6 separate regions of the Mus musculus genome follow, and regions 1, 2, 3, 5 and 6 are each linked to region 4. The links are chromatin loops, found by intact Hi-C in ENCODE. Cell type or tissue: left cerebral cortex. All regions are shown on one strand. Region 1 holds the start of Gm33680 (a long non-coding RNA gene). Region 2 has its middle 130 kb from the start of Gm40416. Region 3 has its middle 340 kb from the start of Nova1. Region 4 has its middle 41 kb from the start of Gm33811. Region 5 holds the start of Nova1 (NOVA alternative splicing regulator 1). Region 6 has its middle 120 kb from the start of Gm40416.

Region 1 (4,000 bases), 460 kb before region 4:
AGATAGACTTGGGCTCAGTACCTTGATATAATGAAAAGTAAAAATAAAAGGAAATTCGGAAGAACATATACGTGGGGGAAGGAAACAACAATATGCCAGATCTTTATGAAAAAGAGCAGCCTGTTTGTGAAGCTCAGCACATGTAGGCTTGCTTCTTACTTTGTAGTATTTGCAAGGAGTCAAGGAGTATTCTTGATATACCTGACGATCTCTACCTATTCAAAATAGGACTAAGAGACTTAGGAGACAGGCCTTGGCCTAATAGGGTAAAATCTGCAGGTGTCGTATAAGTCAAACTAGAAAATCAAGGCAATCTGCTGTGTTGGTGAAGACACAAATTCTGGAGAGAACCTTTAGAAACATAGATGTAGCCATCAGAAATGGTAAGAGTAGGTGATTGGTGGTTCAATTTATCATGTAGGGACATCTCAATGTGCACACTTTGCAGAGGATGTACGAGCCCTTGCTTTTTAAGTTGGAGAAACAAATACTTGCATAGAATATTTTTAAAGTGCAATCGTATCTGTCTGTCTGTTTATCATTTATCTATCTGACATTAACCTATGCTAATATATGTTAGTGTACACACACACACACACACACACACACACACAGTGTTCATGATCAGACACTGATAGATCCTGAGGAAATACTTCTGCTCTTTTATTGGAGCCAGAAAAGGCAATGAGAACTACCAGAGCACAGAAGGCAGGGGTCACTGGCATGTGTCTGGGGTCACTGGAATGTAGCCAGGCTGCTTGTGATCCCCCAGAGCCACCCTGCCAGGTAACATTGAGACGAGCTGACTCCATGACAGGCTTAAAATTGGCAGTTCAGGCCTAAATCTCTGTTTCCAAGAGCTGGACAAGTCCGCAAGTCCAGGCCTCAGAAGCTGCCCCACCACCTGGCCTGAAGCAAGATCAGCAACAGTTTCCAGACTTCCTCAGCTACTTCTTCAGGAACAGTGTCTAGTCCTCATACCTAGGAAATGGAATGTCTCTAGGATGAAGTAAGACAAAGGTCACCAACCCAGAAATCCCCTAATGTTCTTTAAATCAGGCCTGCAAGCTCATTTGGTTGTCTTTCTAGCTTGGTAATGGGAGACCCCAGCATGCTGAACTCCTGCAGAACAGAACACTCTTTGCAGTTACATACTATTTGAGTCCAGGGTATCATTCTTTGGCAAATCGTGGGCCCTTACAACATCATGTGCTCAGGTATAATAACTGTCTGAGTTCTAGGCCTTGGAAGCTGGAGCAGGTGCTGTGGGCTACTGCCTTGTGTGTCAATCCCATTTATGGAGGAAGTAGATGGAGTGTAGGGAATGGATTGCCTCAGCTAGCTAGCATGGAATTATGGGAGTCTGTAACAGGATCCACAGCATGGACTCTTATCTGTGAACCAGCTCCAATGCTGCCTGAAAGGGAAGAGAAGGAATTAAAACAGTTAATTCCTAGCAGTCAGTCCCTACCTGAGATCAGAACCAGAGCAGAAGATTGCCTCGGCATAATTTTGGAAATTCAATCTTGAGCCATATCCCTGAACAGTGGGACCCAGAGGTACTGGTGATCCCAAGATTTTGTATATGAAAGCTGCCGAGGTGTTTCTGGGGAGAATTTATACTTGAGTGTTTCCCCTACATTAGCTTCCTGGACCACATCACCTTTATTCTTGTTTTTCAACGGAGAAGGTAGGCTGTGAGGTTAAAAGGAGCTCAGATTGCTGCCCCGGCTTGTTTTTGCTATGGTTTGTTTCCTGCAGAGGCTTTCTTAAGCTTCCCCAAGGCCCCAGCAGCACACAGGGAGCTTGAGGCCATCATAGGCAGCGAGACTCATGGATGACCACAGGATGGCATTGCTGTTCTTCCTTTCCCTACCATACTCCTGCTCTGCATTCATAGGAGTGAGAGTGCTCCTGCAGCCTCTTGCCAGTGTCTCCTCACAACAATGAAAAGCAGTGTGAGTGGAGCCTACTAAGTCCCTTGGCCAACAGGGAAGCCATTTCAGAGCCAGGTAGGCCCTGTGTGGATGGGCAGGACAGCACATCTAAGGTGAAAGAAGTGCTTCTCATTTTATAAAATCAGTTTCCCAGATTCCTTCCGGGATGTGTCTATAACCCACGCTGTGAGTTCTGAGGAAAGAGACTACTGAAGACAAATCCAGGAGAGGTGAGAAAATAAGGCTTTTTAGCAGAAGAGCCCGCAAAACCGCTGAGTGGGGAAGTGGAATGCTTTTATCTGATTTTGGAGGCAATTTGTATTCAGTGAAAAGAGCCATTTGTTTGTTTGTTTGTTTTCTTATTTACTGCCCTCTGGTGGAAACACATTTAGAATTTAATTTTTAAAAAGATGCACCCAAATAGAAAAGAACAAAGACTCTTGTCACACATTCAAAGACACAGTCCTGCAAAGTAAACACAGGTTTTGGATTTTGAAAGTGCTTAGAGACAGGGCCGGCTGCCTCACTCTAGCAAGTGTTAAGCAGAGTTTTACGCCATTCCTGTACTCAGAAGTCACAGGAAAGCCTGAGGAGAAAACGCCTATGTTGTAACCTGCATGTTAGAATCCTGACTGCTGCTTCCTTCTGGGGAGGGTATAATTTTTATTTATGAATATCATTGTGAAACACTCAATGTTTTATTTTATGAAGTCCTTTATGTTTCTGACTATTTTCATCCTTCTCACGTTTTCCTAAATCTTCAGCCATTTTTTTTTTTTCCAAATTTCTAACTGCTTGGCTGGGAGGAAGCATAGCTCTGCCTTGATGCTGCCTTGTTGACGGGCTGCTTCCAGTTAGAGTCTTGCTAATGCACTAGGAGGATGGCCAAGCTCCAGTCCTGGAACTGAAGCCCAGGTTTGCCATAGAGACATTTGGCTGAATCCTGGATTCAGAGGGAATCTCAGCTCTGGGGACTGCACTGTGTCTGTGGGAGTAAAGAGCTGGACAGCTCCCAGGCCTGCTTTCTATGCTGTAGTTACATCTGGCATTCCTTTGCTCCATGCTGTCAGCCCCAGCAGCAAACAAAGAGAAAAGAGAGCCAACTGGGGGAATAGTTAATCTATCTCCTCTCCTTCTCGTTTTTTAAAAAAATTAATTTTTTTTGCCTTGCCTTTCCTATTGTGTATTGGCTTATTTATAGTGAATGGGGATAGTACTTATCCATTAGGAAACATATATATGCATACTGTAAAAGCTGATCTGACTATCTTGTTGAAAATGTAGTGCACACCATCAAATTGTAAAACAAGCCATCCTTATAGAGTCCTGAAGATACAGAGGCATTGTCTGCTTCTACATCTATGTCTGTGTTGTGCAGTCTCAGGTCCTTGAAGGTAGACTAGCCCAGAGACAGTTGTTTGGTTGTCCCTCTATGACTGCTGCTGCTGGTACATTTGTCTTTGTGGCTACCACAATATTTGTCTGACTGTACGATGTGTCCCCCAAATGTCATTCATTTGAAGTATTGAAACTAAAACAGCAGTGGAATGGAATACTTTCGTATGTATGTATACATATATATCTATGGGAAAACGTTTCTAAGGTCTTGGAAGAAGCTAAACAGTGCTTCTAGTTAATTCTGGTCTCCATTCTGTAGCTGAGTGCACTGGAAGAGTGTTTATTAGTGTGGTGATTCACAAAGGCCTGAGAACAAAGAGTAAATATAGCCTTGTACAGAGGACAGCTGGTTATTTAATATCCATGTCATGCCTAGCTCAGGACCTCCAGTTTTCAGGGCTCAGCTCCTGGGACAAAGAGTACCTACAAAGTGCATCTGAGACTGACTCTCCTGAAGAAAGTTTGAGAAACCTCAGTTCACAATGAGTTTGAGCCTGACCCACAAGCCATTTTCTATGAAGCAAGCTCTGTGGGAAGATGTGGTAGACTGGCTTCAGAGTGGGCTGGATTCTGTAAAACTGTGAAGGAGGATGTGGGTTCTCACACGTGGCATGGTCTGTGCCATCAGACTCTCCTTTGAGAACACGTGGGTGTGAAGTACTAAG
Region 2 (4,000 bases), 400 kb after region 4:
ATAGATAGATAGATAGATAGATAGATAGATAGAATAATTTTTCTAGATGTAATTGCCATAGAGGCAAAATGGAATTAATTATAGCTGCTACCCGTTTCAAAGGATGTGCTCTGCCCTGAGCACTTTGTTTTTGCATTAGATGTGTACAAAAGCTTATGTCCATACCAGTTAGCTTTCTCTCCCTCAGCTTCTTGCTTGTGCAGCAGATGTAAGTTTTCAGCAGAACCATGCCTGTCTGCTGCCATGTGTCCCCCACCTCACCAAGATGAGAGAGTCATGCTCACTAACCCTCAGAAACATATGCCCCAAATTAAACCCTTAATTTAATAAATTGGCTTGGTCAAGGTGTTTATCGTGGCAGTAGAAAAGTAACTATGACAGAAATCTGGTTTCAGCAAGTCATTGTTTTGTTTTATTTCTTCCTAGACACACAACAGATTGTGTTGATTCTTCTGTCTCAAGTTATACCAGGTTAATATTTTCAGGGGCTAGGGAAGAAAGGGTTTATTTCGCTTAAACGTCCAGATCATAGTCCATCACTGGAGAAAGTCAGGGCAGGAACTCAAGCAGAGATGGAACCTGGAGGCAGGAGCTGAGGCAGATGCCATGAAGGGATGCTGCTTACTGGCTTGCTTCCGTTGGTTTTCCCCAGCTTTCCTTATGGTAGAACCCAGGACTACAAGTCCAGGGATTGCACCACCCATGATGGACTGGGCCTCCCCCATTAATCACTAATTGAGAAAATACCCTATAGCTGGATCTCATGGAAGCATTTCCTCAACTGAGGCTCCTTTCTCTGTGGTGACTCTAGATTGTGTCAAGCTGACACACAAAACCAGCCAATAAAGTTAGTTTTCTTTTCTTTTCCAAAAATATTACTTTATTTACATTCCAAATGTTGTCCTCTTCCCAGACCTGCACCCCCCCCACCCTGAGTTCTTCATTTCATGCTCCTTCCCCTTTGCCTCTGAAAAGGTGTTCCCCCTTAAAGACCCAATCACCCATCCCCACATTACCCTCCCACCCCTTCACCCAGCCCCCTAATACACCTCCCCCTTCCCTTGGGCATTAAGTCTCTACAGGATTTGACACTTTGTCTCCCTCAGTGGCCAGACAAAGCAGTGCTCTGCTGTATATATGCCAGGAGCCATGGTTCGTCTTACAATTTTGTTAAGAGCCACAAGATCAGTCTTTAATATTTTACCTTTTTTAACACCTTTCCTTTTTCTCAGAATAATCTCTGAAAGCAAAACCATGTCTTTTAGAGCAACCTTTCTTCCTAGAGTTCCTGCTTTGATGGTGTCATTTCTCTTTCTCCTCACTACAGCCTTGATGAAGGCATTAAACTCTTTCCTTTTTGTAATCTTGAGGGCCTTGTGCAAGAGGTCTCTAATCCTATATCTCTTTGTCTCAGTTCCTTCAAAGAACCCAAACAAGTAAAAGTTAGTTGATGATTTAAACAGTTTACTTTTATAAAGGCAAGGTTATTTTGATACAGGTCTAATACCTAACATAAACAGTAAATCATTTTCCAATATAAACAAGTCAACTTCATAAGCAATGAAGACATATGACTAAACTTCAGTCATAAACAGATCCAGTAATTTTAGACTTAAGGTTTGAAAAAATATAAGTATATTTAGACTAATTGCCTATCTATTTAAAAAAAACTAGTAATAAACTCAAGTTTATCACACAAAACGGTATCTTTGAAAAAGTCTGTTTTTGTGTTGGTTTGTTCTGTTAACAAAGATGTCTTTATCGAAAATCTGCTTTTCTGGAATTTTTTGCTTCACTTCTCTAAATAATATTTTCTGACTGTGCTCATTATACAGGCAGTGAACTAGATTCTAGGGTTGTTACTGATTATATGAAAACCAGATACCATATGCTACCCAACTACCTATGCCATTCATTGAGTCCTCTGAAAGTGGATTCAGAGAAAGGAGGAGGAGAGCCCTTGATGAAAGGAATTATATACAATACCACATCATGGTAGGGGAAGATGAGCTAGCAGAATGGTTTCCATATGCTCAAAATTGAAAGGCATTACACATTCAAAAGGGTGAGAATGAAGACAAGTGTGGATGTGGGTGGCCATAGCTTGGGTTGGCTGCGAAGCCAGTGGGAAGAAGCAGATGTATAAGCAAGATAAACCTACCCAAGAGTTACAGATGCACCACTAGAATACAATGTATAATGTTGGAATGAAAACAAAATAAATCTCTAAAAATAAGTATAGTTCATGAAAAATAAGCTTTTCCTAACCTCTGTCCCTTTTAGATACAACTTCTTTTCATATTTGCTAGGATTAGATGGACAGAAAAATTCTGTATCTGTGCAATCAGAACCTAGAGAAGTCAGTTGGGTGTAGAATGTACTTTCAGCCACTAGGAAAGGAAGCTACTCAGCACTCCTTTTCCTTTTCCTTTTCCTTGCAGAAATACAGTATTATTTTGCCACCAAGTGGGGTTGGTCTACAGTAAACTGCTATATTTACTCATTGGAAGTTTCATACATGCCTACAGTGATTATTCGTCATATTGATAACCCATTTCCATCCCCCAACTCATCCCAATCCTTGTGTACCCCTCCCAATTTCACAACTTCCTTCTTTGATTATTCTTTATAACCCACTAAGTCCAATTAATGATGTTCACATGCCTATAAGTGTTTAGATGCTCTCTGGATCATGATAAATTTGCCTGAGACCATCTCTAAAGAAAACTGACTCTCCCTCCTCTAGTAGCCATCCTGTCTCAGTAGTCCCTCAGCTTGTTTTGATGGCTTGTTTAACTCTCCCCTTCCATTATGGAATGTTAACTGGCCTGACTGTGTACAACTCTTTTGCAGGTATAACTACAGCTGTTCTGAGTTCATTAGTGTGATCACCCTGCAACATGCACAAGACACTGTTTTGTGCCAGTCCTTTCACTCCGACTATTACCAATTTTCTGCTCCCTCTTTTATGACGTTCCCTGAGCCATGCAGAAAAGCAGTGTAATATTTATGTTTCACTCATGGCTGAGTAGTCCATAGATATTTGTTCTCAGAAATATAGCCAGCCACCACAAAAAGCCACCATAAAACCATGCTTTATGACGAGGGTTGAATGATGTACTAATCTATGAGTATGAAGACAAACATTTAGAAAGCAGATACATATTAAGTAAGCTTAGCAAATTAGTAATAGTACATTTATCCTTAAAATCTAAGAGCTCCCTAGAAACAGGTATCTTGGCCATATTTTCATTACCTGGGGTGAGATTCCTCCTTGTATTTTAAAATAGCCAAAAATTAAAAACATTAAGCTGCCAATCAGCAAGAGTAAATAAAATGTAGTCACATATAACCAAGGAAGAAAAAATAGGAAATTTTGTTTACATGTCTACATGGGATGGTGTCCAATATGTAGTATTTCAAACTGTTCATAAGGCAACATACATTTATGTGGGCTTAAATATAATTAGAAAAACAGTTCATCTCTATAACATCCATGCCCCTATTGTATGCATGTGCCAGGAATTATTATAGCTCCCATCATTCACAGATAGATAACATTATTGTTGACTTTTTTCCTCCAGACGCTACATACCATATTCTTCCACCATGAAAACTAGCTACCATAGAGGAAGCTTTTAGGTCAGTTCTCGCTTGATTTCTCCAAGTTCTGTCATACCATCAAGTTTTGCCAGGTAACCATGAGCAATGGCAATAGTCTGCATTGGATAACTGTCACTTTCATGTGGTTCTTATAAATAAATAGAAAATTACACTCAAATATTTAGAACTGATGCCATTATTTTTAATAAATGCCTTCTTAGAGTTAAAAATTTACAACATAGATATTATACAAACATCAACTGTCATAAAAAACCTATTTGAGTACTGTCTTTCTTTAAATACTATCCCTTTTTAGCTTAGTATATCTATACTTATTCCACATATGATACGATTTCTTACTTTTTTGCCCTGTCTCAAACTCCAAGAAAAAACTTAT
Region 3 (4,000 bases), 1.2 Mb after region 4:
GTTTCCAGAGAGGTTTAGCTAAGGAAGGAAGATTTTTCTCTGTATATGGGTAGCATTGTCTCATCGGCTAGATTTTCAGACTATTAAAAAAAGGGGAAATGGAGGAAGCCTGCTAAACACCAGCAGTCGTAGCTCTCAGCTTCCTCACTGCACATGAACTAGCTGGTCATCTGCCTCCTGCTGTGATGGGCTTTTTTTTATTACTACTAATATGGTGAGTCAGAATTAACCCCTCCTTCTCCAAGTTGCCGCTCTCAGGTTGTCAGTACTTACTTTGTCCCATAAGATTGTTAGCTATTGCAGTTGGTTGAACATAATCATGAGAGTTCATTGTTAAATTCAAAGAACAAAACAAAATCATATCTCTGTGTGAGTACGAATATTTTCTTGTTTCTTAGTGAGCCTAATGTTAGTCAATGAATTTAGCCTAAATTTTCTTAGTCAAACAGTGAGTTTACCTTCCTTATAGAGACAGCATGCTATAGCTGAGAAAATGTAGACTCCAAAGACCCCCTTCATTCTTAAGAAATCCCAGTTGTTAAATGTTCACTTTAGTAAAAACTGAACATTAGAATGTCATAAAAACATAAGATACTAATATTTAATCTGTTATGAAAGATTAAAAAACCTGAGCAGAAATGAATTCAAGAATTAATAAGACTATACCTTTTAAATACCTTGCATAAACTTATCTATGCCAGAGTTAAAAATATCTGCTTCTTTTCATAGTTTGTTAAAGTTTGTTTGATATACTTAATCACCTGTAGCTAATTCTCTAAAGTGGGAATAGAAAACTAGTTGTTTTTTTTATAAATAAATCTCTTTCAGATGATGTGTGTGGCTAGAGACACAGAGATACTGACTGAATCTGCCTCATTTTGCAAAGGATTTTCATAGGATTAATATGCAATTGCAAATGGATTCCATTTTAATGCAAAGTTATATAGTTTATAATACATAATTATTCAAATGAGTCTTTTCCAGATTACCCCCTTTTCTACTATTGCTATAACATCCATCTCTGAAGGAAATCAGGGAAGGGACTCAAATCCAGAACCTGAAAACAGGACCTGACATAGAGGCTATTGAGAAGTGCTGCATACTGGTTTGCTCCTCTTGGTTGCTCATTTTACTTTTTTTTATATAGTTTCCAGGACCACCTGGCATAGGATAGAATTTTCCACAAACAGGCTAGGCCCTCCCATATCAATCATTAATCAATAAACAGTCAAGTGACCCTATGCCAAATTGTCCCTAGGTCAATTTGGCATAGATATGTTCTCAGTTGAGGTTCACTCTTTCCAAATGACTCTAGCTTGTACTACATATGAAAAATAAACAATCAGCCCCGCAATACCAAAACATAACCAGTAGCATTTTTAGTGTTAAGGTAGCTTATTAAACCAAATTTTAATCAATTTAGCAACTCTATTGGTATTTATTCAAGTATAGCAGTGTTTAGTGTTGTAATACAATCAAAACACTGCTTTTCAAAAGATGTTAAATGAAGGGTTCTTTTAAATATATTTGTTTTTAGATGACAACAGATTTTGTTTGCTCCCACCACAATGTTGTATAACAACTGTTCCTATCTCTTCCTTCAATATATTATAAACTGATTTTATTTAATAGATTTATGGAATAAATGTGGTGTTGTGGTTCTATGCTGTGCTAAACTGAGTGTTTCAAGCTGTTCATTTGACAACTTTTGGCTCCAATTTCATCTACTTCACATGTTTCACTTGCTCATAAGTTACATTCTTAAAGCTTAAGGGAAGAATGCCAAGAAAGCCAAAATCCATTAATATATTTACATTTTTCTCGTTTTAGATTTCTGATAATGTTCCATCCATCAAAACCAAATTATGTGGTCAATGCAGTTATCAAAGAGGTGAGGAAATATACATTTCACACTGTCCTCAGAGACCATGCCAAGTCAAACATAGATGTATGGAGATAAGAAACATAAAGAAATAAGAGAAGTTATCCTATCTAGTCCAGTATCCCTCACTGTTCGTCCTCAGAAAATACTTAAATCATATTTTCTTATAGTCAGGAGAACCCATGTGTGTAAGGGATACCAGAGTACAAAGTGAGCAGTAACCAAGGCAAACCCAGTTCTTGGTGCTCACCTCATTTCCTAGGCCATTCATGAACATAGGTATATCCTGAGGATAGAATAATGCAGTTGAGCTATGCAGTCCGGGTGCTCTGGAGTTTAATTTCCAATGGTGACTCTAAAAATACACGCTCTTGTTGGCCAAGAAGACATTAAGGATAACATTAAGGATAAATATACTTTGAGAAGGCCTAGTGGAACACCTGAATTTAGCAGACTGAGGCAAGAAGATTAAGAGTGATGAGGAGTGTTAGGCCAGCCTGTGTATACAGTTCATTCAGGTTCGTACTGGTACTGGACTACATAGTAAAGTCTTGTTTCAAAGAAGCCAAAACCTAAGAAGACAAGCTTTCATGCTGTTAATTATATTTCATTATAGTTTGCCCATTACTAATGACTCTGCTTCTAAATATTTAGCATAAATATTCACGTGTCTAAAGTAATTTTATTCAAGACTCAAAAAAGCTTCCTGTAGAAAAGGCTATCTTCAACAATCCAATGAGGAAGCAGAGCTAAGTGTGTCTCTAGACCTAGAAGAGGTGTTACTTATAATGGGACGATAGATATTAGGAGGAGCCTGGGAATATTTGGAGGTACATTGATATATCGATGAGAAATGGGTGAAGACAATTTGGGAATCTATGTGAAGTTTACTTTTAGTACAGTTACTAAGTTTTATGACAAAATAAAACATAATACAACAAAATTTGCAATTGTATGAAAGGATATGGATCTAATACCCAAACATTCTTGTCCCCCTACCAAATATAACCAGCAAGTGGCTTTATTCATAAATCTCAAGTAATTTTCTTCAGATATAGCCTTACATAGGAACTGTATATTATAATTCTGGATGCGAGGATAAATACTGATTTCTGCACTTTAAAGAATTAGGTCCTAGGGCTACACCTCTTCCATCTACTACTGTCTAACGAATGCCAGATGGTGCCTTGACAATGTCTGAGGTGATGCTGTGTGACAGACCCTATTGCGAAGATCAGAATGTATGCTTCAAAGGTTTTATGACTTACAGAAAATGCCAAATTTCTAACAAAAATCATTATTCTCACTATAAACTATAAAAAAAATGTTAAAATATTCAAGCTCACTTTGATTTATTTCTGTTTTGGAATGCAATCTGGAATTTGGAGATTTATATTTTCTGTAGCACACTAATGCATGGTAGCAGGTAAGGTTATATAATTTTCATAAGTGGAGGGGCATGTGTATTTATTCTGAATGTAACCCTTCTCATTTACTTGTCTGTAAGTACCTTGGGTTAGACCATTTTTCTCTTCAAGAGCTGAATTTTTTTTCATGAAATTTTACCCTTCACTACTAGGGGCCTGAGTGTCTGGTTTTCTCTGGCTGACAAAACCACAGAGTGTAGGAGAAGCGACATTGTAAGGTCTCTTGTATCCCTAGTGACCAGATGGCTTTAAATTTTTGAAACAGCTCAGTGTGGGGGCTGTTTGGAATCAAGGGCAGATTTGAAACCATATGGGACTGTTTTAGTCCAGAAGAGTTACATTGTATAAAGACAAATGGCTAAAATAAACTCACACTTGGGCAGAGGTAATTTCTCAGCATTTGAAAGGCTGGGGTTTGGGCTTCTTGTTATAATTATGTGAATTCCCTCCCTTTCAGCCCCGCCCCCTCACTCCCTGTGACCCTCTATCTTGCTATTTTTGAATGGAGACTTCTTCATAATGTTGCTGCTTACTGTCTGCAGTGCAGGGACTTGGTGTGAGCTCGGCTGCGAGGAGCAGCAGAGGCTGACCGGGAAAGGGTCAGTCTCCCCATTTGTTTGTTTATTTTAGGGAACCAGCGCCTCACACCAGCCACACTCTAAATCATACCCTTGTTGTAGCAGACATCATA
Region 4 (4,000 bases):
ATTTATGAACTTGTGAAAAAGATATGATGGAATATATCTGAGAGAAACATTATTTCTTCATTTGTCTTATCCTCTCTTTCCTCCCTTGTCTCTCCCTTCCTGCTCTCTATTTCTTTCTCTTCTACATAGACTTACTGTCTAGAGAAAATAGAATCTGTGTGAAAGGTATTTTTATTTGTGGTATGTCTACTGCTGATCAAGCAGATGCAAACAGAAGAATACTGTATAATACAACTGTGAATCCTGCTTTTTATCAAAGGTTTATTTTGATTTTATTAAGCTCAATTGTAATGAGGGACATGACAGACATGAAAAGTTCTGAGTATTTTGCAGAACTTAGAGATAAGATGAGCTGACTATTCAAATTCTTATCAAAGAATCAAACTGATTATTATCATATTCTTGTTAGATTTACCAGTTTCTTTAAATTCTCCTCCATGGTCACATCTTGCTTCTCATCCTGCTCCAAACTTGGAGAAAATAAAAGAGAAAGTTAAAATAAAACTTTTAGAGCTGTGTACCTCTGTGTGTGCGTGTGTGTGTGTGTGTGTGTGTGTGTGTGTGTGTGTGTGTGTGTGAGAGAGAGAGAGAGAGAGAGAGAGAGAGAGAGAGCATGAATTAAAACATTAAGACTATTTCTCTGCTAGTTTCAGGATGAAACCCAAGCTGATGTCACCCAAGGTGTTCTTGTTGCATAGGAATTTGTTGTTGTTGTTTGTGTATTCGGATGGTCTCAGTTATTACATCTTATTTTATTAGAATTATATAACAAAGGAATACTTAGTTGTATACATTCTGTACATTCCTAAGGACATTCTTGACTTTCTTGGATTTGCCTCAGCAAACCAGATCTCTACTTAAGAATGCTCTCTTCCTTCATCAATGTCATCACATGGCTATCATTTCCATTATCATGACTACCACAATTATCAGGATATTTAATAATTGTACATTTAATGAGTCACATTAGGCAAGGGAAACATGCAAAGCCTCTACCTCATTAGCCAGGGTAAGTTATCGGGTTTAATAAACAAACTGAGGAAAGCTGTCATCTGTTTCTGTTCCCATTACCTCTGACTGTAGGATTCAGAAAGAGCTAAGCTCCTTATCAAAGGGAGCCCCGAGAATCTCGATCCTGGTTAGAACAAAGCCATAGCTAGCTAACTAGAGATTGTCTTTCTTTTCAGAAACATTCCTTATTTCCAGAAACTGTCTTGGTAATAAGCAATAGTGAGTTGCTTTCCTGAGGCAGTAGTTGAAGGGATTACATGCATATCTGTAACATGGCTGTTTCTTGTACAGCACTGTCCAGTGAGAGACGTAGCCTTAGTCATGTTTTTAATGCTGAAACAAGCTCAAAGGGCGTTAATATGGCTGCCAAAAACCTACGTTCTTCTTAGGCAGTATACTATACAAAATACTCTTCGGAATACTGTAGAGACACAATTAAAAAAAAAAAAAAGCCTGAAGGGTAGATGGCTTTAATTTTAATTTCTTCTGAATCAAATAGCATTCAAAATCCCTAATGTACATATTAGCCTATAAACCGGGAATAATTATGAACCTTCTCCAGTCACCACTGTATTTGTCCAGACTGCTTGCAAGAAACAGTCATGGGAGACAGTGCAGTGTCGAGAACATTTTGTCCTGCATTAAGCCTGCTTCCCTCAGAGACTGCGTGGCAGCTGACTGGTACCCTGGTTCTTCAGGCAGGTGAGCCAATTAGCACATCTCCTAGTCTGGAACTGCACTTGCTGTGGATGTGATCTGCATACCAATTCTGCAGGGCTTTGACCTTCTGGGTAGAAAAAAGAAATCAAGAATCCCATATGGGAGTTAACACTGGCCTAGATTTTTTCCTATCCTCTCTCCTGTTTTGTTTTGTTTTGTTTTTTTCCCCGTATATACAATCTAGCTACATTTTTGGATTCACTTTGAGACTAGAAAACAGTTCTAGTTCACGTGGGAATTCAAATCAGTGGGAAGGGAAGAAATTATTTCTAAAACCAAGTCTTTTACTTTCCTCTGGTGATGTAGAAAATGGAATGGAGGTAACTTCTTGTACCAGTGTCTCCTGTGGCCCACATGGGGGCAGTACTAGGTAGTTAAAAACCTCAGGCAGCTTTCAGAACAAGTAGAATCTGGCAGGAGACAAACTTTAAATGCACAGAACAGACAGGGTTGTTTTTCATAAGCATAAGTTCCCTAAAGCGGATCATTAAAGAGCCCTAAGTGGTCTTGCTGAAGAAATGAGGAAGGAAAGATGACCACTGAATCTCCAGCTACTGGTATAGTTCCTTATCAGGAGACATTGAGGGAAAAGTTTTCATCGATTACTACAGGTAAAACTACTTATTTTCACACAGACAATGTGGAATAGCTAGACAGTTTTCATTAAATTATCAAATTATATTGCAAGACCTTTAAGGGACAGTGGCACTATACCCCAGGTAGAGGCTTGCACACTCTTCAGGACGTGATGAACAGTTTCACATAAGGTCTTTTAAGTGAGAGATGTAAAGAGTACATTCATGGCCAATAGAACTGTACTGGTATATGAAATTAATGCACGCCATTAGTGACTTAATATTATTGAATATGTTTCTCCTTTAGATCATGTGTAAACATTAACCTCAGACTACACAGGACTTATGGTATAATTGTGAATTCATAAGATATGAGGAGGTTTCAGTATTGAAGGAGAAAGTCATTTCTATCTAGATAAATCATCTGGTTGTGTCTATATACATCACACATGAAATGCTGTGATGGTATTTTAAGATCCATTTTCAGTGTCTGTGGCAGAGAAAGACATAGTCACAAACACTTTGGTTTCACTATCCAAGGGGAGACAACGTTGCCTATTCCTTTAGATGGAGTGATACCACCCCCACCTTCAGGAAACTGATTTAAAATCAACTAAAGAAACTGTGTCTGATCATGTCAAGTCATATGCAAGCTGAAGCAAATGCCTCTTCATTATTGTCTTGGGGACAGCATAGCCATGCATACTAAATGGAGTCTCACCACATAGTCACAAGGCTCTCTTGGCAATAATGAGTACTACATAGGACAGATGAATACCTGCCCCCCCCCCCAACACCATCAGCACCCTTTATATCCTTCTTCTGTATTCTTTCTCCTCTCTCTGTCTCTGGTCTTTGGAATAAAATTAAACACTCATTCCTTTCTGATTCCTTCTTAACATTACTCCCATTCTGTGGATTCATGTACCAGAAGATTCAGTTGGACACAGAGAAGCTGTTTATCCTAGAGAGGCTCATTTGGTGCTCAAATGACTACAGCTTCTGGGACAGAGCAACAAGATTATTAGAGGGAAAAAATTGGTATTTGTTTCTACATTCATTTGTTTTTCAATATCTCATTAATACAATGGTCTTTTCTTCCATTCCATGGCTGATTAGAAAAAGGTGTTTAATAAACACTACGTTTTGCTTTCCCTTAAACGGCAACTTGAACTGCCATGATGGGAACAGCCTCAGTATCTGCAGAATGTTATTGAATATGCAAGACATCATGTGCTTTCCTCAGTCTGTGGTGTGACCAATAAAACTGCTTTTACTCAATTTTCTCTTTTCAATTAGAAAAATCCTTAAAATGGCCATGAATTTGAACTTTATCATTTCATCACCTTAGAGTCATCTGCCAAATCTGTAAGAAGCAAAGTTCATGCAAAAAATTAGAGTACCTTCCTCCAAACTTTATAGACGTTAATGGAAGAGCTCCATTTAATACTTAAGCAAATTTATACAATTGCTTTCTCTGTGTGGCTACACTAATGAGCATATAAGAAAGTTAATTGCATAGATGTTGCAGAAGTAAACAGCAGATTAATCTTTTTAAATAACATATATTTTGCTTGCTGGATTTTAACTTTTTTGCTCCTCTAAAATGCTAAGTGGGACCTGTGATGCAGTATATATGTTTCCCTATTACTTTTAGGGCAAAGAAAGATGACAAAGTAAGCTTAAGCATTCCG
Region 5 (4,000 bases), 890 kb after region 4:
ATACACAGTATATCAATTAATGGGAGGGAAAAACATGAACAACAATGGAAATACGCTTAAAGAAATTCCACAATGTATGCTAATGTAACACTCAGATCTTCATCATTTAAAAAAATTTTTTTTAAGACAACACACAGCACATGTAGATATTTGGTGTTTTTCCTTGGGAAATTAGTCAAACAATTTCTTTACCATTTCACCTACCTGGATAAAAATCTTTGGATTTAGACAGCTTGATAGTGGCTCCAGTTTCTTTTTGCAACTGAACAATTGTCTGTCCTCCCTTCCCAATTATAGATCCAGCAGCATAACTAGGTATGAGAACCTTTAGAAAGTACTGGCCGTCTTCTGAAAAATGTAAAGAAATACATTTGATTAACATGATCATTTTAAACTTTGAATCCCCAACCCACCCTCCAGAGAGAAAACATCAACTAAACCAATGGACGTAGAATTGCAGAAAACAGCACTTTAAAATGCTTAAGGAATGAAAACCACCAATTACACTGAAAAACAAGCATTTACAAAATCTTCCCCAGTTTTCGGGATTCACACGTTCTAACAATTTGCAGTACGATAGAGACTGGGGAGTAAATTCCAGTTGTTACTCCAAACATGAAAGTCTTCCAATTCTGTGGTTACCATGGCAAAATGAAAGAAACTGACCCTTTAACAAAACTTCAGAGATTTAGAACATGACAAACCTTCACTTAACATACTGAAGATGAAAAAAAATCCAACACTGTAAGTAGTGATCCGCTAAATTTGTCTGTCATAGCAAACATAAAAGACTGCAATTAATCACTGGCTATATCCGACTTTAAGTATACAAAACAACCATCTTCCTGCAAAATAGTCCACCCAAACTGTAGGGAGTATTCCAAGCCGTGAGAAACTGCCAAGGGGAAAAAAAGCGTCAATGTGGTGGACTGAGAATCTAAGTAATCCCGATGTATTTCCGCGGCACTTCTAAGTCTACTATGATCTCGGCTAAGCTCATTAATTAAAAGACCTTAAGAAGAATCTTGCCAATACTAAAAAGCTTACGAGTTATTTATTCTAAATACACTCCAAAGTCACCAAATAGATAACGCTCCATCTCCAAAAGAACCATAAAACGGAGACGGGGGCGGGGGGAGGTTCGATGAGCCGTGAAAAAAAAAAAAGAAAAATGAAATGTTTCAGAAAATAAAGCCAACTCCATAAACTTTAGTTTCCGTCAACCTGATCACGTCTTAAATAGGAAACTTCGCGGTAAATCCAGCTCTTTACTGGGAACGAGTATTCCGAATTTTTTGCGATGTGCCACTCACAAGACCCCCATCCATTTCTAATGTATATGCTGGAGATAAATTCACCTCTGCTTCGATGCATTGGATGCATTGTTAAGATGACTCCAGTGCAAATGAAGAAGCGATAGCGGTCCCGTTATAACTCATCTTCCGAGGAAGCGCAGGATGTTAACTAACAAGTCACCGTACCAGACACCCCCCTCGTATGCATACCCTTGAAGACAAATCAATGCGATATTTGTACCGACCATGTAAGTGCGCTCAGGGCATGCACTCATCAAGATTTTGCATACTACTTGTGGCCCAGAGCAAGGGGATGAACAGAGGCAAAAGTCTCCGGTGCCCCCAGCATCTGCAAGCCGCTACCCAAGTGCCATTTATTTATTTATTTGATCAGACTGTTAAATGCAGCGCGCATCTTCAGGCGGCCATCACCTCTCGCGGGGGGCGGCCCTGGGAGCGGACCCTGTCGCCGGGGCCAGCACCGGCTGGGGCGAGCGGGTCGGCTCAGAACCCCGGGTCGCCATCTTGATGAGACGGGGCCGGGGCAGGTGCAGGGGAGGGGGCGCGGGACGGCCGGCGGCAGCGGCCACGGCGCGGGAGGGCGGCGGGGACGGGGCGGGAGGCGGAAGCGATACCCACCGCCCGTGTTGGTCCTCTTGGTGCTGCCGGCTTCAGGGGGCGCTTCAAGCGGCCTTTTCCGCGAGTCCGGCGGGTCCAGATCTATGGGAACCCCCGTATGGGTCCCGTTCTGCTGAATGGGAGCTGCCGCCATCATGCTTGCAGTTCCTGCCGCTGCACCGGGAGAAGCGGCTCCCTTTTGTTTTGGCTTTTTTTTTTTTTTTTCTCGTTTGGGGTTGCTAAGGTTTTTTTTTTTTTTTTCTTTTTTTTTTTTTTTTTTTCTTTAATCGGATCAATAGCAGTCTGAGGCGGCGAGCAGTGTGGCTGATGTGCTCACTGGGGAGGGGGCAGGGCGCGGAGCAGCTGCAGTGCAGTGTCGGCTAGGAGCGGGAATGGAGGGGGTGTGGGAGCCGGAGGGTGAAGAAGGAGAAGAAAGCGGCGGGCAGAGCGGGAGTGAATGAGCGGAGGAGGCGCGGGCGGCCGGGAGGAGGGCGAGTGAATGAGCGGGAGGAGGAGCGGCCGCGGGCGGCCGGAGCGGCGGACCCGGCTAACGCGGCGCTCGCTCCCGCTGCTGCCGCCGCCGCCGCTGCCTGGGCGCGTGTGCCGCCTGCGCTGCTCCGCGCCGCTGCCGCCCGCCCGCGCTCATCGTGTCTCCCGCGCGTGGGGGGCGGCGGGCGGGGGCCGCGAGGGGCCGCGACTCCCACACGCGCCGCGCGGGGCCGGCCTCCGCGCCGGAGTCTCCGCCTGCGGGGCGGCGGGCGCGCGCGGGCTTGGCGGGGGCGCGCGGGCTTGGCGGGGGCGCGGAGCGGGCCGGGGCGCTCCCGCGGGGAGGCGGGGTGAAAGGTCGCGGGGCCCAGGCAACGCCGCTCAGGCAAACGTCAGCGGCTTGCCGCGGAAACCCAGGGGTCCACAAAACGCGCTAGGCGGGGAGGCGGAGCCGTGCGGGGAGTGACGGCAGCAGCAGCCAATGACAGCCGAGCGAGGGAGCCGGGCGGGATCCTGGTCCAGCTGGGACTTGGTGGTGACAGTTTGGGCTAGTCCGGGAAGGGCGTCTGAGTGACCGCGGGGAGGGGTGGACGGCTCAGGCAGGAGACCAGAAACCCAGCTGGGACCCGGAGAGTTCGGCAAAAGGCATTCATTAGCATCTCTGGGAGGCGGTTTTCTAAAGGAGATGTCATCAGAGGATTTCTTTCTCGCACCGTGTGACACTGTCGGGGACTTACTGTGTCTTGGCGCCTTATGTGCTTTCGGGAGCAAGCCAGGATATAAATAAATAAAGCGATATGTGGTCTCCACAGGGACCCGGGAGGCAAACTGAAGAGGCAACAGCTGAGGGTGTACGCAGCTTCACACACTGCACGAAACACAGATGAAGGCATCTGGGCACCCACGACTTACATAGCTTCGGGCGGTTTCAGGATCCTGATCCTCAGCCCTTCCACACTGGAGGGGGCGGGAGGGGGATGCGGGAAGTGTGGCTAAGCTAGCATTATAAAAGACCCTAGAGGTTATCTAGTCCAGTCCTTCTGTAGATAAGGAAAGTGACTCAGGGTATTTTGTTCAAGGTCATGCATCAAGTTAGTATTTTAAGTCCTGATGCTAGGAATCCGGGTTAGTGGAAAAGCCAAAGTCTGAAAAACTGATTTCAAACCCAATCAAGCTGTTCTGACAGTGTGTCATGGAAAAAGCCCTTATGTCAGTCATTAAATGTTTACCACTTTACATACTATCCATTGCATTCGGTACAGTCTATAGTAGTACTGTCCCATCTTGCGACGCTGTATCATTTTGAAGAGACTATTTATCCAAACTCACCTAAAAATAATAACCAGTAAACTACTAATTCAATCCCCGAATCTTTCAGACTGGGCACTATGTCATTCTGAACGCCGACTGCAGAAATTTAGAGACAGGTTCTTTTCTGCTTAAAACAAGGATTGCAACTTGTTGGACTCTCTAGACTCACGCGATCCATAGACGTCATATTTACGGTAAATGTTCTTAGACATACAAAGGCGGGCACGTATTCACCAGGTTTCTAGAATGAAAACGTTCTTTATACTCCCTACCGGAGAACATCACTTAAA
Region 6 (4,000 bases), 390 kb after region 4:
GTATTAGGGCTATAGGCATATCACCACAGAGAGATGTATGCATAGAAAGACCCCATTTTAGCATCTGTTCCATTATAACTGTTTGATAAATAGTGTCTATTCACTCTTTAAAAGGGGAAGCTGATGTGTTGAAGAAGTATTTGCAGCTGGATATACTGCTGCATGCCTCTAACCTCAGCACTGGCAAGGTCAGCCAGAAGGATGAGAATTTCAAGGACATGTTCAGTGGTACAGTGAGTTTCAGGAGAGCCTGGGCTAAAGAACTCTGTCTCAAAAAACAAACAAAAAAGTAAATAAAAGGAAGAAATGTCTAAGCCAGGAGCACCAAAAAGAAGGTCAGGGCAGATGGAGATTTTCAAAGGGCAGAAGAAAAAAAAAATATGAGAGAAAGCACAAGAAAAAGCTAGCTAGACATAGCATGAAACCTTCATTTATTTATACGTTTTGGTTTTCAAAAGAGTAACTCATTCTGTAGGCCAAGCTGGCCTGAAATCCACTATGTCAGTCATGATGACCGCAAGTCCATGACAACCCTCCTGTTCTAGCCTCCCAAGTGCTGAGATCATAAGCATGATCCACCAAGTCCTGTTCCTCCTAGCTTCTTATTGGCCTTGTTGGTTAATAGCATCTCATTGGCATTACCTGGATCCAGAGGGAATGTAAGTAGATCATAGCACCTTCTATGCTTTTTGTAGCAAACATAACCAAGAGAACAACCAAGAAAGCTTATTGTCATACATAATAGCACACATCTGACACATGTGTGCTCCTCAGGGAAGGTGTATTTCTCTATGTATGGCATGATACCCACAAAAGATTTTCAGAAATGTCACAGAACCAATTAAAAAAAAAGATGCTTTGTCTCAAGAGACAAGAAGTTTCAGGAGATCAATGCAGAGCTTCATGGTAGATATGGCTAGTTAGTAAAGTCCATTAGTAGATTCTTCTGGAGTCATTTCCAAAATGAGCAGATTACAAAGAATCTTCAGGAATCGGCTCTGCCCTTCATCATCAACAATGAAGGGTTCTAAATTTCTATCCTGCTTTTAGGCAACCAGTGGAAAGGGAAATTTAAATATATATATTTATATATATTTAAATATATATATATGAATGAAAAATATATTTAAATATATATATATATGAATGAAAAATAACTCTGCTGAATGCTGCTGAATATGTGATAATGTAATTAGTATTCCTGTCAACAGAATTGAAAATGAGATGTTGCATCTCTAGGGACTTTTACAAGTCTCTGTAAATAGTATATACATATATTGCTTTTCCATTGACGTCAACTTGAAAATAATCTTCATGGCAATATTGCATATTCAGCTTCCCTTCTACAGGTCTACAGCAGTGGGCAACTAGTCAGCCTACAGCAGACTTGGATACATGAAAAAGAAATTGGTTCCAACTACATTATTATTATTATCATTATTATTATTATTATTATTATTATTATTATTATTATTATTATTATTATTAAACAGGTCAAAACTGAAGCTTCTGGAGCTACACAGTTTTTTAGTGGCAACGAGCAAAATTCTTGAGGTGCTGCGGACCTGCAGCTCCATGCATTTCAGTTTGTAGTCACACCACTAAGTGTAGGCTTTTGAGATATTTTCCTGACTTGAAACTTTAGCCACGAACATACAGCTCTATTCCTAGTTGCAGTAAGAGATGGCCTGGCATTGTATGCTTGTTTCTGAGGAGGAAATCATTTTGTGTTGAAACCCAACCAGACAGAGGAAGTCCTGCTGAGACTGAAGGAAGCTCACTCATCCTTTACAAATGCTCAGGGAGAAAGAAAAACATAAAATTCTTGTCTGTGCAGTTTTAGCTTGCAGATATTGGGCAACAACCCACTGGATTATTTCCTATGCACCTGTATGTAAATAATCCGAATGGAACTCATTAACATTTAAATTCTAAGTTACCAACATATCCAAGGGAAAACTGATTAGATTCACTTGATTTGGTGCCAATACAGTAAATGACTTAATCTTTTAAACAAATCGAGGCAGCATTCTTCCATAATTTTGAAACACCATCCTTTTTAAAAAAAAATCATGATTTTGAAATGTGAAAGAAAGTAACTTATCCCCAAGAATTCCTTTTCCTTTATCACATAAATGTTAACTTTTATTTTTAGAGTCATGGAGATACTAGCCATGGTTTTTTATTATATTCCTCTAGTGTGTTATTTCTAACCCAAATGGCTTTTATTTTTCTTTGAAGAACCCAAATGCCTTTGGGGCTCAATATACTTAAGGAATATGTAAATGATAGCTTTGCCTTGTCAATCTGCAAGTGAAGATTTGGTAAGCCCTTCACCTACATCATCTGTAGCATAATAGCATTTTAATTTAGAGTGAACCTTTTTGCTTAGCCCATATGTATCTTGTATATTTTAAGAAAAACTATTTACAGAGACTTGTAAAAGTCCCTAGAGATGCAACATCTCATTTTCAATTCTGTTGGCAGGAATACTAATTACATTATCACATATTCAGCAGCGTTCAGCAGAGTTATTTTTCATTCATCCTTAAGACCCGGCATGCCCACCAGGTCAGTTTCAATAAGCACTACCTTGAGAATCTCTGCTGATGGTACACACAGATAATTAGGTGTAGTGTTAGGAAGAAATTTCACCCACCTCCAAAAGCTCAGCCTTGGAGATTTGCTCTGTTTCTCTTTCTTTGGGGGAGGAAAAAAAGATCCATTAGTTGCTAGAAGTGAGAGTACATTTATCACCCAACTCTCTCACCCCCACAGGTTAGGTATTTAATTGAAGGCTGGTTTTGGTTCTTAAGAGTAGCAAGCAGGGCTGCTGACAGTGAATACTGAAGTCTAGGTGAATGGTCTTTGCAGATTTGCGTTTTCAAGATACTGAAAATGTGCAGTTTGATTTGCACTGGCTTTATTCTGCAGAGGCTACTGAATGAATACTGCCGGTTTTATACCACAGCCCTATCCCTTTGAGATCTTTAATATGAAGCAGGAGATTAATGCCTAACACTGTACACCATCTACCTACCTCGCTTTATGAAGAGAATAGAGAAACTAGAAAATTCATTATGTGTGTTCTGTTTTCTATGACAGCTTTTGGTAGTATCAACTCAAAGCTGTTGAGAAGAACCCATCTTTGACAAGATGCAGACCTTGGAAGAAGAGTTTGCTAACAAACAACACGATCCAAAAATTGTTTCATTTTATACAGCAAATAGTAGCTTAGCTATCATGGCAAAATTATAGCAAAAGTGATTTCCCGTCTTTGTTACTCAAAGTGAAAAGGAGAAATCCTCACAGGCACACGCCTGGGGCGGGGGGGGGGGGGGGGGTCACTGCATAACTTGCTTTTGTGTTTGATTGAGAATATCTACTCTTTTCTCCTCAATCTACTCATCAAAGACCTTGGTGTAACTTGTCTTACCCTGCCCTTTTATGGAGGTAAACTCCATTAACAGCCCCAGCAAAAGGTACAATGGAAATTCAGAGAAGTTTCATGTTCAGGGCATTGTTCCACATGCAATGTCAGTAGCACTGTAAGAAGTCCAACTTTTTGAACATCTTTATTGTTATTTTTCTGGTAATAGAAGATAAAAAATGAATATATGGAACAAATCCATGAAGAAACATTTCTAAGCTCTGTTACTGAAAATGGTAACATTTAGAAAAATATGTAAAAAGAAAAACAAAGAAAATAAATGAGTTTACATTTTATAGATCAGTTTATTATGCTACCTCCAATAGTGAAACCATGTTTGATTTCATTCCTTTCCAAATTAAATACATTAAATAGTAAATACATTGAAATTCACAACTGATATGAGTAAAATGAAACATGCTATGTTCTTAGTCATTCTATGAAAGCTAACAATTCATTCATTATTGGACAGTCGGGGTGCAAGAGAAGGAAAATAGAAAAACATACCTCAATTATTCAACCTTTCAATTTATTTTTGTTTGAAGATTTCATATGCACATATGATATGGT

Evidence for each region. Hi-C counts contacts between places; a loop is a spot of excess contacts. Peaks named below come from ENCODE experiments on the same cell type or tissue, not always from the same donor. Only the 100,000 strongest peaks of a DNase experiment are listed, where the experiment ranks them.
Region 1: a loop joins it to region 4, with 6 times the contacts of the local background. A loop is called at or near these places in 4 of 42 quality-filtered maps.
Region 2: a loop joins it to region 4, with 4 times the contacts of the local background. A loop is called at or near these places in 5 of 42 quality-filtered maps.
Region 3: it touches region 4 in a loop (5-fold over the local background); 2 of 42 quality-filtered maps call a loop at or near these places.
Region 5: it touches region 4 in a loop (6-fold over the local background); 7 of 42 quality-filtered maps call a loop at or near these places.
Region 6: a loop joins it to region 4, with 2.9 times the contacts of the local background. A loop is called at or near these places in 5 of 42 quality-filtered maps.

Annotation. Positions count from the first base shown.
Region 1 is chr12:45,464,357-45,468,356 of GRCm38, forward strand. Gm33680 (a long non-coding RNA gene) reads left to right here and starts at 1,926. Exons shown (of 5, transcript XR_381572.3): 1 at 1,926-2,012; 2 at 2,084-2,167. In left cerebral cortex, a CTCF peak has its summit at 1,846 (motif pointing right); DNase peaks (open chromatin) are centred at 1,899, 2,456, 2,892, 3,396 and 1 more place; H3K4me3 peaks cover 644 bases; H3K27ac peaks cover 1,002 bases.
Region 2 is chr12:46,331,508-46,335,507 of GRCm38, forward strand. No RefSeq gene overlaps it. Among named protein-coding and RNA genes, the nearest start is that of Gm40416, 130 kb to the left of the region's middle. In left cerebral cortex, a CTCF peak has its summit at 2,394; a DNase peak (open chromatin) is centred at 2,055; H3K27ac peaks cover 569 bases.
Region 3 is chr12:47,159,145-47,163,144 of GRCm38, forward strand. No RefSeq gene overlaps it. Among named protein-coding and RNA genes, the nearest start is that of Nova1, 340 kb to the left of the region's middle. In left cerebral cortex, no CTCF peak of the experiment used is centred here; DNase peaks (open chromatin) are centred at 2,157 and 3,606; H3K27ac peaks cover 269 bases.
Region 4 is chr12:45,927,861-45,931,860 of GRCm38, forward strand. No RefSeq gene overlaps it. Among named protein-coding and RNA genes, the nearest start is that of Gm33811, 41 kb to the right of the region's middle. In left cerebral cortex, a CTCF peak has its summit at 2,082 (motif pointing right); DNase peaks (open chromatin) are centred at 1,774, 2,107 and 2,914; H3K27ac peaks cover 134 bases.
Region 5 is chr12:46,816,682-46,820,681 of GRCm38, forward strand. Nova1 (NOVA alternative splicing regulator 1) reads right to left here and starts at 2,086. Exons shown (of 5, transcript NM_021361.2): 1 at 1,935-2,086; 2 at 205-348. The coding sequence starts at 2,070. In left cerebral cortex, a CTCF peak has its summit at 2,030; DNase peaks (open chromatin) are centred at 780, 1,671, 2,051, 2,346 and 1 more place; H3K4me3 peaks cover 3,517 bases; H3K27ac peaks cover 2,133 bases.
Region 6 is chr12:46,321,726-46,325,725 of GRCm38, forward strand. No RefSeq gene overlaps it. Among named protein-coding and RNA genes, the nearest start is that of Gm40416, 120 kb to the left of the region's middle. In left cerebral cortex, no CTCF peak of the experiment used is centred here; DNase peaks (open chromatin) are centred at 1,752 and 2,588; H3K27ac peaks cover 568 bases.